2 separate regions of the Homo sapiens genome follow, and region 2 is linked to region 1. Evidence: chromatin loops called from intact Hi-C (ENCODE). Cell type or tissue: mesothelial cell of epicardium. All regions are shown on one strand.

Region 1 (5,000 bases):
TCTGAGCCTCAATCTCCCCACTGAAAATGATGGAGCTTGATAGGTTTTTAGGTAATAGTTCTCCTTTTTTTTTTTTTTAAATTTCACACAGAGGAGTGGCTTCATGGGATATAATTTCTCACTCCTGAATCTCAAGTCTTCCTTCCTCTTCCCTCTCTTCTTTTTTTCCATGGTGTTTGGTCTTTCTGGTGAGTGTGACTTTGTTGAAGGTAGGACGCAGGAGTTGAAAGAAGCTTTTACTTTGCCATAGAGAAAGAGCGGCCTACCTGAGTCTGTTTTGATATGGTAAATGAAAAGGTAGATGTCTTTGAGCTTGATCTATATCTGGCATGCCCTCCAGTCTTCTCTGTATCCATAGCCACTCTACTGGGCTGTAAGCTCACCTGTGTTTCCCCAGGCACTGCATGCAGTAGGTGCTCAAGAAGTGATTTTGGAGCAGACGATGAATCAGTGCTTCATTTTTCCTACATGGAGAAATGATTGTATCTCACTTCACTGGGCAGGTCTCCCTTGCATTTGCTGTTTTATAAAAGATTTTATTTGTGGTTGAATGACAGTCAGTTCTTTCAGGAAAATGAGAAAAACTGGTTTAGAACCATTGTGAAATTCCATTTTAATAGCAACAAGACCAGGCTCTGGCAAGTTCAAAAAGGGCAATCAAGAAATGCTTGTTTGCTCAACAGAAAGAGCTATTTAGGTGGTTACATGGTTCAGAGTCACCCCCAAACTCCATATAATTTTCAACTTCTAATGACTTTTTTAGCCTCTAAGGTAACTGGCGAAAGTGTAATTTATTTAGAGGAGTGTTTTGGGTTGGTTTCATCAAGTTGAGGATTGTCCCAGGTGCATCTGGAAACATCACCAGGAAGAGAAGAAACTCCACTGGGAAGGAGATAGGGTAGGGGTGTGATTTCCAACAACTCTTCACTCCTCCTGGCGTGGTTTACAGAGCAAATGTTTTTGAGCATCTTTTTTCTGTCTGGCACTGGTAAGACAAGCAGGATGCCATCCTTGCTCTCCAGTGGCTCAGAGCAGGCATGGGAATGGATCATTGTGATAGCCTGCGGTAAGTGCGAACTCTGCTCCTAGCTTAAGCAAGCCAGAGGGTCAGGAAAGCTTGCGGCTGGGAGAAGATTGTTGGGTGAGGAGAGGCTCAAGGGGGAGAGAGGGAAGAGAAGGGAGAGTGCTGGGCAGCAGTGACTGCGTGTACAGAAGCCTGGAGCCACGTGTGATGCACTTGGCAGCTCTATATCCTGAGCTCTGTTAGGGAGTGTCTGGGCAGGGTGCAGACCCACGTGCAGTGGGGCTGGGGAGCTCCTGTATCCCATCTCAGGAAAGCAGTTGCCACTCAGCTACAACCGATTGTTGCCATGGCAGAACACAGGCCCCAGTGTGGCCAGATCTTCTGATTTTTTTTTTTTTAAGAAAAGCTGTAAATCTGAAGTTTTATGTAAAACCTCCCAAAATTTCAAATCATGACCACTAATTGAAAAAAAAAGGTCTTATAAAACCCGAAAGTCCCACTCCGGGCCATTGGTTTATGAAACCTGTTTAGGGACTAGAGAGAAGCAGAGGGGATGAGGGGGACTGAGGTTCCCTGCCCTGGCCTCGGCTGTGCCCTGTGTAGCCTTCCCTGTGCCGGTGGTCAGGATAGTGGAGGGCTTGGACTTCAGTGTTGAAACAGAGTGCAGGTGACTTTGGAGAACTTTGCTCTTCCCCTAACCTTGCTTTGCTGTGATTCAGAGAGTAAGAGTCAAGTGAGGCTTAGGTTTTCAGGTTTCCTCGTTTTAATGCCTTTTCCTTCCTTACTAAATCTGGATGGGGAACGTGATGGGTGATAGTTGAGGCTGGATTGCCTCTTACAACTATTAGGCTCCCTTTGCCCCTGCTCACACCTCGCCCTGCACGGTTTGATCCAATGTGGAATTTCCCCTCTTTCTACCTTCTTTTTCTGCTTTATTGAAGATCGGGGAGAGGGCCAGATAAATACACTCTTGGGCCTAAACGAGCCCTTGATGTGGGCTTTTCTGCCACACTAGTCAATGAATGCTCGTCTTCCCCCTAGAGTAGATGAAAATAAATCTTTTGTTTAAAATTCTTTCTATTTTTTTTGAGACAGAGTCTTGCTCTGTTACCTGGGCTGGAGTGCAGTGGCATGGTCTTGGCTCACTGCAAACTCCGCCTCCCAGGTCAAGCGATTCTTGTGCCTCAGCCTCCCGAGTAGCTGGGATTACAGTTGTGTACCACCACACCCAGCTAAATTTTTTGTATTTTTCATTGAGACGGGATTTTGCCATGTTGGCCAGGCTGGTCTTGAACTCCTGGCCTCTAGTGATCTGCCCACCTTGTCTCTCAATGTGCTGGGATTACAGGCATGAGCCACTGTGCCTGGCCATACTTAAAATTCTTAAATACATAACACAGAGTTATCTAATAGAAATGTCATGCAAGCCGCATGTGTAACTTGAAATTTTCTGATATCCGTGTTAAAAAAGGAAAAAGACACAGGTGAAATTAATTTTCATAACATATTTTATTGAGCCCATTGTATCAAAAATGTTATCAATTCAACATGTAATTATAATAAAAATTCTTATTAAGGTATTACACATTTTTGATTTTTTACAAAGTCTTTGAAATCAGTGTGTGTTTTCCTCGTGACAGCCCATCTCAGTTTGGATTAGCCGCATTTCAAAAGCTCAGTAGCCACAGGGGGCTAGTGGCAACCATGTTGGACAGTGTGGCTGTAACAGATGCACATAAAAAAGTGACATTCCGCAGATATGAAGCAGTGTGCAGGCCACCTGTGAACCTGTTAATGAGAATGACTCATTTGATCGTGTCGTGATCAGCTCTCCATTCTCCTCAGGGTGAATCTACCAGCCCAGTTCCCTTTCCAGCCCCATCCCCTGTCTCCCTACCTCACTCTGTCCTGCCAGGCTGGCCTTCTGTTCCTTCCTCCCACGTGCCCAACACCTTCCAGCCTCTGAGCCCTCACACATGCTGTTCCCATTGTGTGGATTATGCCCCCTTCCCTCATCTCTCTTTGCTTGGTTTAAGCCAAACCATGTTTTCAGGTTAAATACCAGTTTTTCAGGAAGGCATTTCCTTATGTCCTTGCTTCCAACTCCAGACTAGATTGTTGCCCCGTGGGATGCTGTCATGGGGGAAAGAGAGGAGTGTGTTCCTTCTCCGCATGTACACAATGATAGTTATCTATTTATTGGTGAGATCTTGGCTTGACATTTCTCTACTGCATTAGGTGTTGCATGTCAAGAGTACAGGGGCCATGACTGCTTTGTTCACTCGTTTTGTCCATGGCAGCCTGTATAGTGGCTGCAGAAAATAGATGATCAGTAAGTATGGGATGAATGACACAGGGCTGAGATTCAGTCTTGTAGAGTAATCTGGGCCCATGGGACCTCCAGAGGATCCAGACCCCTAACAGTGGGGCTAGGGCGTCAGCCCCTGTGGCCAGTCCTGGGTCTCCTGCTTTGTCGTTGGCAGAGTCAGCCTCTCCCTGTCCCTGCCTTGACTGGCTTTTGGTTGCCTGTAAATTATATTTTTGGTGGCTGTTAATAAAAATATAGGGCTGGGGGGAGAAAAAAAGACTTTTCCTAATAGAATTTTATTAAATGGCACTAGTTTAAAAATGTCTCGTAAAAAGTTAATTAATTTGGGATTTGGGGATGAAAGGCGTGATATAAATGTCAGTTATTATTATTACAATTTCAGCCTCACGCTTATGCTCTTGATCCAGTCCCTGATCTGGAGTCTCTGCTACTCCCAGGGACTGGCGGCTTTGCTGAAATGCTGGAGGCAAATTTGAGCTTTGAGGCTCCATCGGGGACAAAGAGGACCTCGCCAAGTTAGGCTGTCCTGCCTTTTCTTCTAGAATAATGCAAGGCCTTGAGAGCCAGCACCACTGTCAGGGCCAAGAGCTGTTCAGAGCAGGATGGTCTTGGCGCTCTGCGGAGCCCCCTGGGCCAAAGCAGCCAGGAATATCAAGGCCACAGGCTTAGCCCCCTCACGGAAACCTGGGGTGTTAAAGCTTTCGGGGCTTCAAGAAATTACAGCCCCATTCTCATTTTATGGAGAGGGAAACTGAGTTTAAAGAGGGGCGGTGGCTTGCCTAGCCCAAGGTCACATAGCAAGTTAATTAAATTTATGGAGAAAAAGGCAGTGAATGCAATTAGTGAAGTGGGGGAAGTCTTCAAAAAAAAAAAAAAAAAAGATGCAGGCAATTTATTGGTGACAAGTCTAGAAACTATTTTCCAAGGAAATGGGGAGTCCTGGGACTTCTCTTGAGTTCACAGAGGCAGGCAGCCCTTCACTCCTTCAAGACATCCCACCTTTATGCCCCTGATGGCAGACACCGCACCTAGAGGAAGGGACTCGGCCCTGACCCAGCGTGTAATTACCAGTGCGAGGTAGGGGGCAAGCTGCGATGTTAATCAGCATCACCGCTGAAGAGTGAGTGTCTGTGTGCGTCTTTTGCCTCCTCTCTGAGAGGGGCTGTGAAAGTACCCCTCGCAGGATGTAGACGGGAGTGTGTGTGTTTATGTGCTGGAAATGGCAGCAGGCAAGTTGGGGATCTCATGTTCTTGGACTCATCTGTCCTTGCAGAGCTGCAAGGGAGCCTAGTGGCTGGTTATTCCCAGGACCCTTCCTGATGCCATCTCTGCTACAGAATTCCTGACAGGTGTTTGCTTGTTTCCAGTTGGGCTCACCCACATGTTCCCTGCAGCCCATTCCATTTGAGGTGGTTCTGGGAAAGCCTGCCTCCTCCTCACTGTCTTTGGTTCTTAAATCTGTGTTCTGTTTTGGGGACGACACAGACAGCATCTCCCCTGTCCCCTTCTGAGTGGAGGCCTGTTGTTATCCAGCACCACCATTGACAGAAGTCATGAGCTTGCGGAGCCTGCTGCAGAGGAGGGGCTCAGGGAAGGTTTGCAGAATGAAGCAATTTGGTGCTCTCGACAAAGAATCTGTCTTGGGGC
Region 2 (5,000 bases), 270 kb before region 1:
TCTGTGCGACCCCAAACCAATGTGGTCCCTCTGTCTGTGGGCTAAAGAGCAATCAGAAGAGCCATGAAAAATGACATTTTCTTAAACCTTGTGTTTTGTGAAAACTACATGTTATAGAGCTACCCCCCAACAAAAGGAACTGATGAACAGGAATACACAAAGGGGCTGTTTTGGTTAAGATCATAAATCCAACTCAAAACTAGCTTAAGCAAGCAAGGTAATTTATTGATTGTATCAGAAATGTGTTTGGCTACGAACAAAAACTCTGACTACGGTTGGCATAAATAAAGGTTTTCTTTGTCTCACATAATGTTCAGAGGTAGAGCCAGGCGTGGTGGCTCACACCTATAATCCCAGCACTTTGGGCGGCCGGGGTGGGTGGATCACTTGAGGTCAGGAGTTTGAGACCAGCCTGATGAACATGGTGAAACCCCATCTCTACTAAAAATACAAACATTAGCCAGGTGTGGTGTCCCGTTCTTGTAATCCCAGCTACTCAGGAGGCTGAGGCTGGAGAATTGTTTGAACCCAGGAGCGGAGGCTGCAGTGAGCCTAGATTGTGCCACCACACTCCAGCCTGGGCTACAAAGTAAGACTCTGTCTCAAAAAAAAAAAAAAGTTCAGAGGCAGGCAGTCCGGGGCAGGAGAGAACGCTCAGCAACCCCTCCTCTCTTTCTGCCCCATTGTCCCCAGCCTGGTCTGTTGAGGTTGTGAGGCAGCTGCAAATTCCTAGCCCTTACTCATAGGAAGGAAAAGAACAAAAATAGAAAAATGGAAGGAGGTCCACAGCCAGTTCTGATGACGTTTCTATATCAGTGATCTGTTTCTGCGTGACTAATCATCCCCAAACCTAACAGCTAAAAACCACCACACATTGTCGCTGATGAGTCTATGGGTTGGCTCGGAAGTTTTGCTGATTTGAGGCTGGCTTGGCTGATCTCAGCTGGGCTCGGTCATGTGTCTGTGAAAGACTGGTCTTCCACTGGGACCGTCCGATCTAGGATGGCCCTCTCACGTGGCTGGTGTTGGCGAGTTGTCAGCTGCTGGGATGTCTCCCTTCCACCAGCAGGCTAGCCTGGGATTGCTCACATGGTGACTGGGCTGGGGTTCAACAGAGGGAGCAGACATATCCAAAAGCTCTTGAGACCTAGGCTCAGGCCTGGCACAGTGTCACTCCTCCCACCTTCTATTGCCCCAAAGTCGTGAGGTCAGCTGAGATTAAAGGTGGAGAAATAGGCTGGGCATGGTGGCTCATGCCTGTAATCCTAGCCCTCTGGGAGGCCGAGGCAGGCAGATCATTTGAGGTCAGGAGTTTGAGACCAGCCTGGCCAACAAGGTGAAACCTCGTCTCTACTAAAAGTACAAAAATTAGCTGCGCGTGGTGGCACGTATCTGTAATCCCAGCTACTTGGGAGGCTGAGGCAGGAGAATCACTTGAACCTGGGAAGAAGAAGTTGCAGTGAGCCAAGATCGTGCCACTGCACTCCAGCCCAGGCAACAGAGTGAGACTCTGTCTCAAAAAAAAAAAAAAAAAAGGTGGAGAAATAGACTCTACCTCTCTCTGGGAGGAGCCACAAAGGCACCACGCACTGGGTGGTGTGGATAGGTGTGAAAGTGGAGTGTGGTGGCCAAGTGACACAGTTTGGCTGTGCTGGTTCACAAGGGCACCCTTAGCTTCATCAGGGCTTGGAAAACTGAGCTGTGAGCAGTTTCTGCCTCTATAAGAGAAGCCAGAGGAAAGGGGATCAGAAATGAAGCTGGGGCAGCCGGTCGCCAGCCTGCTACAGTCACCGACCTGGGAGATGGGTGGAACTAGCTGACAGCAGGGGCTCAAACAGGGTCATCTGGGCATCTCCCTCCATCGCTTGGCTCTGCTCAGCTCTGTGCTGTAAAGTGTCAGCTGAGTGAGTCACCAGCAGCCCCGACCTACCTTCTCCTGGCGCCACAAATCCAGAGGAAAGAGGATTTCTTTTTCCCTATTTCCCACCATTGATTGCAGGGAAACCTCTGACTGCTTTTGCCTGGTCAGGCGTCTTTTCCCTAAAAACATCTGTGGAGTCAAGGGCAATGGGTGCCGTAATGTCCAGCCTGGATCATCCGCTGTCCCCTCTGGCTCCTGGGGGGGCAGGTGGAGGTGGGGATCATGACAGACACTCTGCCAAGGCCGGATAGACAGCTGGAGTTGCCCAAAGGGACCAGAACAAGTGAGAGAGGAGAATGCTGGGCACACAAAGCCCACGGCCCTCAGCCCCTGCAGGGGCCACGTAGATGGACAGCTGGGAGTGGTGCTTTTGAAGAGTAGCCTTGGGAGAGAGGGAGGAGTGAAAGCTGGCATGTGGGAGCTGGTTGGTGTTTCACAATGTCCCATGTGCTCTGATGTGAGCTGGGTTGTGGCTGAAATCCTGCATCCTGGGGAAGGGCTGGAGAGCCCTCCTGGAGGGCCCGGGTGCCCCTTGTTTGAGGCACCTACCCTTCCGTCTTCAGAACCACAAAAGCACTTAAGCGTGGGTGTCAAAAACCGTGAATGCCCCGAGAGAGGAGCTGACACCATTTCCACTGCAGCACAGCTGTGTGCCCTGTGAGCGTGTCCAGACCCCAGACCTGCTGCATGGGCTTGAAGCGCCACAGACAGGCACCTGGTACAGAAGGTCGGACAGAGTGGAGAGTTCCAGTCAGCGAGTTCCTCGGAGGGCTGCATTTCAGGGATGCCTAGGGCTGCTCTGAGAAATAGAAAAAGGTTCTGTGATAGAAGTTTGGGGAACGCTGGGTTGAAGAAAGTTCACTTATTCATTCATCCAACAGATATTGATTATTTATTACATACCAGTGTTCTAAGGGCTGTGAGCACGCAAGGGAATAAAATAGACAAAAATCCTTGCTTGGGTTTTACAGTCTAGTAAGAAGATTGAAGAGTTTTCTCTTCTGCAGGACTTCTCAGGGCCTTTAATATACAAATGGGCATCACCAAAAGGGGGTAAGGCAGGCTGTGTTTCCTAGAGTTATTGAACCCCAGAAACTCTTGTTGTGAGGGGGCACTTATAGAATTGTTGTTTTATGAAATAGATTTTGAGAAACACTAACATCATCCAACCTCTTGTACAGATGGGGAAATTAAGACCATAGTCAACGTCGTTGGGCAGAACTGGCACTGGAGCCAATGTCTCCTGACTCATGGCACCGGGCTCTTGCACATCCTTTCCCTTTGATTCCCACCCTCCCTCCCTTCTTTTTCCTTCCTTCCTTCCTCTCCTCCTCCTCCTTCTTTTTCTTCTTTCCTTCTCCTCCTTCTTCTTTCTTTCCCTCCCTTCCTTCCTCCCTCCCTTCCTTCCTTCCTCTTTCTTTTTCTTTCTTTCTCTCTCTTTCTGTCTCTCTCTCTCCTTCCTTCCTTCCTTCTCTCTCTTCCTTCCCTTCTTTCTTTCTCTTTCCTTCCTTCCCTCTCTTCCTCCCTCCCTCCTTTTCTTTCTTTCTTTCTTCTTTCTCTTTCTTTCTCTTTTCTTACTTTTCCTTCCTTCCTTTCTTTTTCTTTTTCTTTCTTTCTTTCTCTCCCTTCCTTCCTTTCTCTTTCTCTCCTTCCTTTCTGTCTCTCCTTCCTTTCCCTCCCTTCCTTCCTTTCTTTTTTCTTTCTTTCTTTCTCTCTCTCTCCTTCCTTCCTTCCTTCCTCTCTTCCTTCCTTCCTCCGTTTCCCTTCCCCTTCCCCTTCCCTTCCTTTCTTCATTCTTTCCCTGCCTTTAAGATATGGGAGGCTATAATGAACCTTGATGCCTGAGATAACACCTGAAAGCTCCCATGCTGGCCATGGGCCACCTGGGCTGGCATCCTGCTGAGACACCACACCTTTGACCACATAAACCATGTTCTGTGACCTCTCCCCATGCCCATCCCTGCTGACATGAACAGCCGGGCCCATACCTTGGGAAAGGAGGCAAACTGGAACATGGGAAGCAAAGTGAGACTGTGAGGGAAAAAGCTAGTTTACAAAAGTCCAGCTGACATCTTGGTGCTTGGGGAAGTTGTCTGCTTTCTTGATTAGACGTATGAAGGGGGTTCTTTTCCTCTGTGGACATCCTTGAGTGCTCTCATGTCCCTCAGTTCATTCCTCAGTTCACAGTATGGGGACTATGTTTGGTGTCTGGAATCTGCAAAGAGCTTGCAATCTCCAGGTGTGTTGCTCATGCAGTGGCCAGGCCAGCGGGAGAGGTGTTAAAGCACAGAGCAGGAGACTGGAGGATAAAGGAGGTGAAATCACCTACACGATGTCATCAGTTGGTGACATCACTTGGTGGAGCTAGGACTTGAAATCCAGGTCTCACTGTCCCCTCCCCCAATACCCAAGTTCTTCACTAAGGAGTGAATTGTCTTTAGGGGACTAGAAGCTCTTGATCAGTCAAGTAAGAACAAAGATTCCAGTTCCAAGAACCTCAGAAGGTTTGGGGGGCTATCAAATAAAATACCGTTTGTGACAGAATGTTGACAGCAGTCAAATGATGAGGGATGGTGTTCGCAGTAAAGCCACAGGTTCTATTCTAGGTGCTTTTCAAACATCACATTTTGCTGATAAGAAAACCGAGGCTCAGGGAGGTGAAGCCACTTACCCAGAGCCACTCACCTGGCAAAGGACCCTGGCCAGGGTCAGACTGAGACCTCCTTGGTCTGTGTTGAGAGCCGCGTTCTTTCTACTGCCACTCATGGCCTGCCCCACAGCACAGGACAGTCAAGTTGTGAGCAACTGCTATTCTTTAAAATAGTCTGGCCGGGCGCAGTGGATCACGCCTGTAATCCTAGCACTTTGGGAGGCCGAGGTGGGTGGATCACAAGGTCAGGAGATTGAGACCATCCTGGCTAACACAGTGAAACCCCGATTCTACTAAAAATACAAAAAAAAAAAAAAAAAAAATTAGCCAGGCGTGGTGGTGGTGCCTGTAGTCCCAGCTACTCGGGAGGCTGAGGCAGGAAAGAATGGCGTGAACCAGGGAGGTGGAGCTTGCAGTGAGCCAAGATCG

Evidence for each region. A loop is a pair of places that touch in the nucleus more often than their neighbours do. Peaks named below come from ENCODE experiments on the same cell type or tissue, not always from the same donor. Only the 100,000 strongest peaks of a DNase experiment are listed, where the experiment ranks them.
Region 2: it touches region 1 in a loop (17-fold over the local background); 1 of 110 quality-filtered maps calls a loop at or near these places.

The regions. Positions count from the first base shown.
Region 1 is chr9:113,942,184-113,947,183 of GRCh38, forward strand. The region is part of intron 1 of ZNF618 (zinc finger protein 618); the gene reads left to right. Among named protein-coding and RNA genes, the nearest start is that of ZNF618, 68 kb to the left of the region's middle. In mesothelial cell of epicardium, no CTCF peak of the experiment used is centred here; DNase peaks (open chromatin) are centred at 1,208, 2,208, 2,858, 4,438 and 1 weaker place.
Region 2 is chr9:113,674,824-113,679,823 of GRCh38, forward strand. All of the region lies in intron 2 of LOC105376223 (a long non-coding RNA gene), which reads left to right. Among named protein-coding and RNA genes, the nearest start is that of ZNF618, 200 kb to the right of the region's middle. In mesothelial cell of epicardium, no CTCF peak of the experiment used is centred here; no DNase peak of the experiment used is centred here.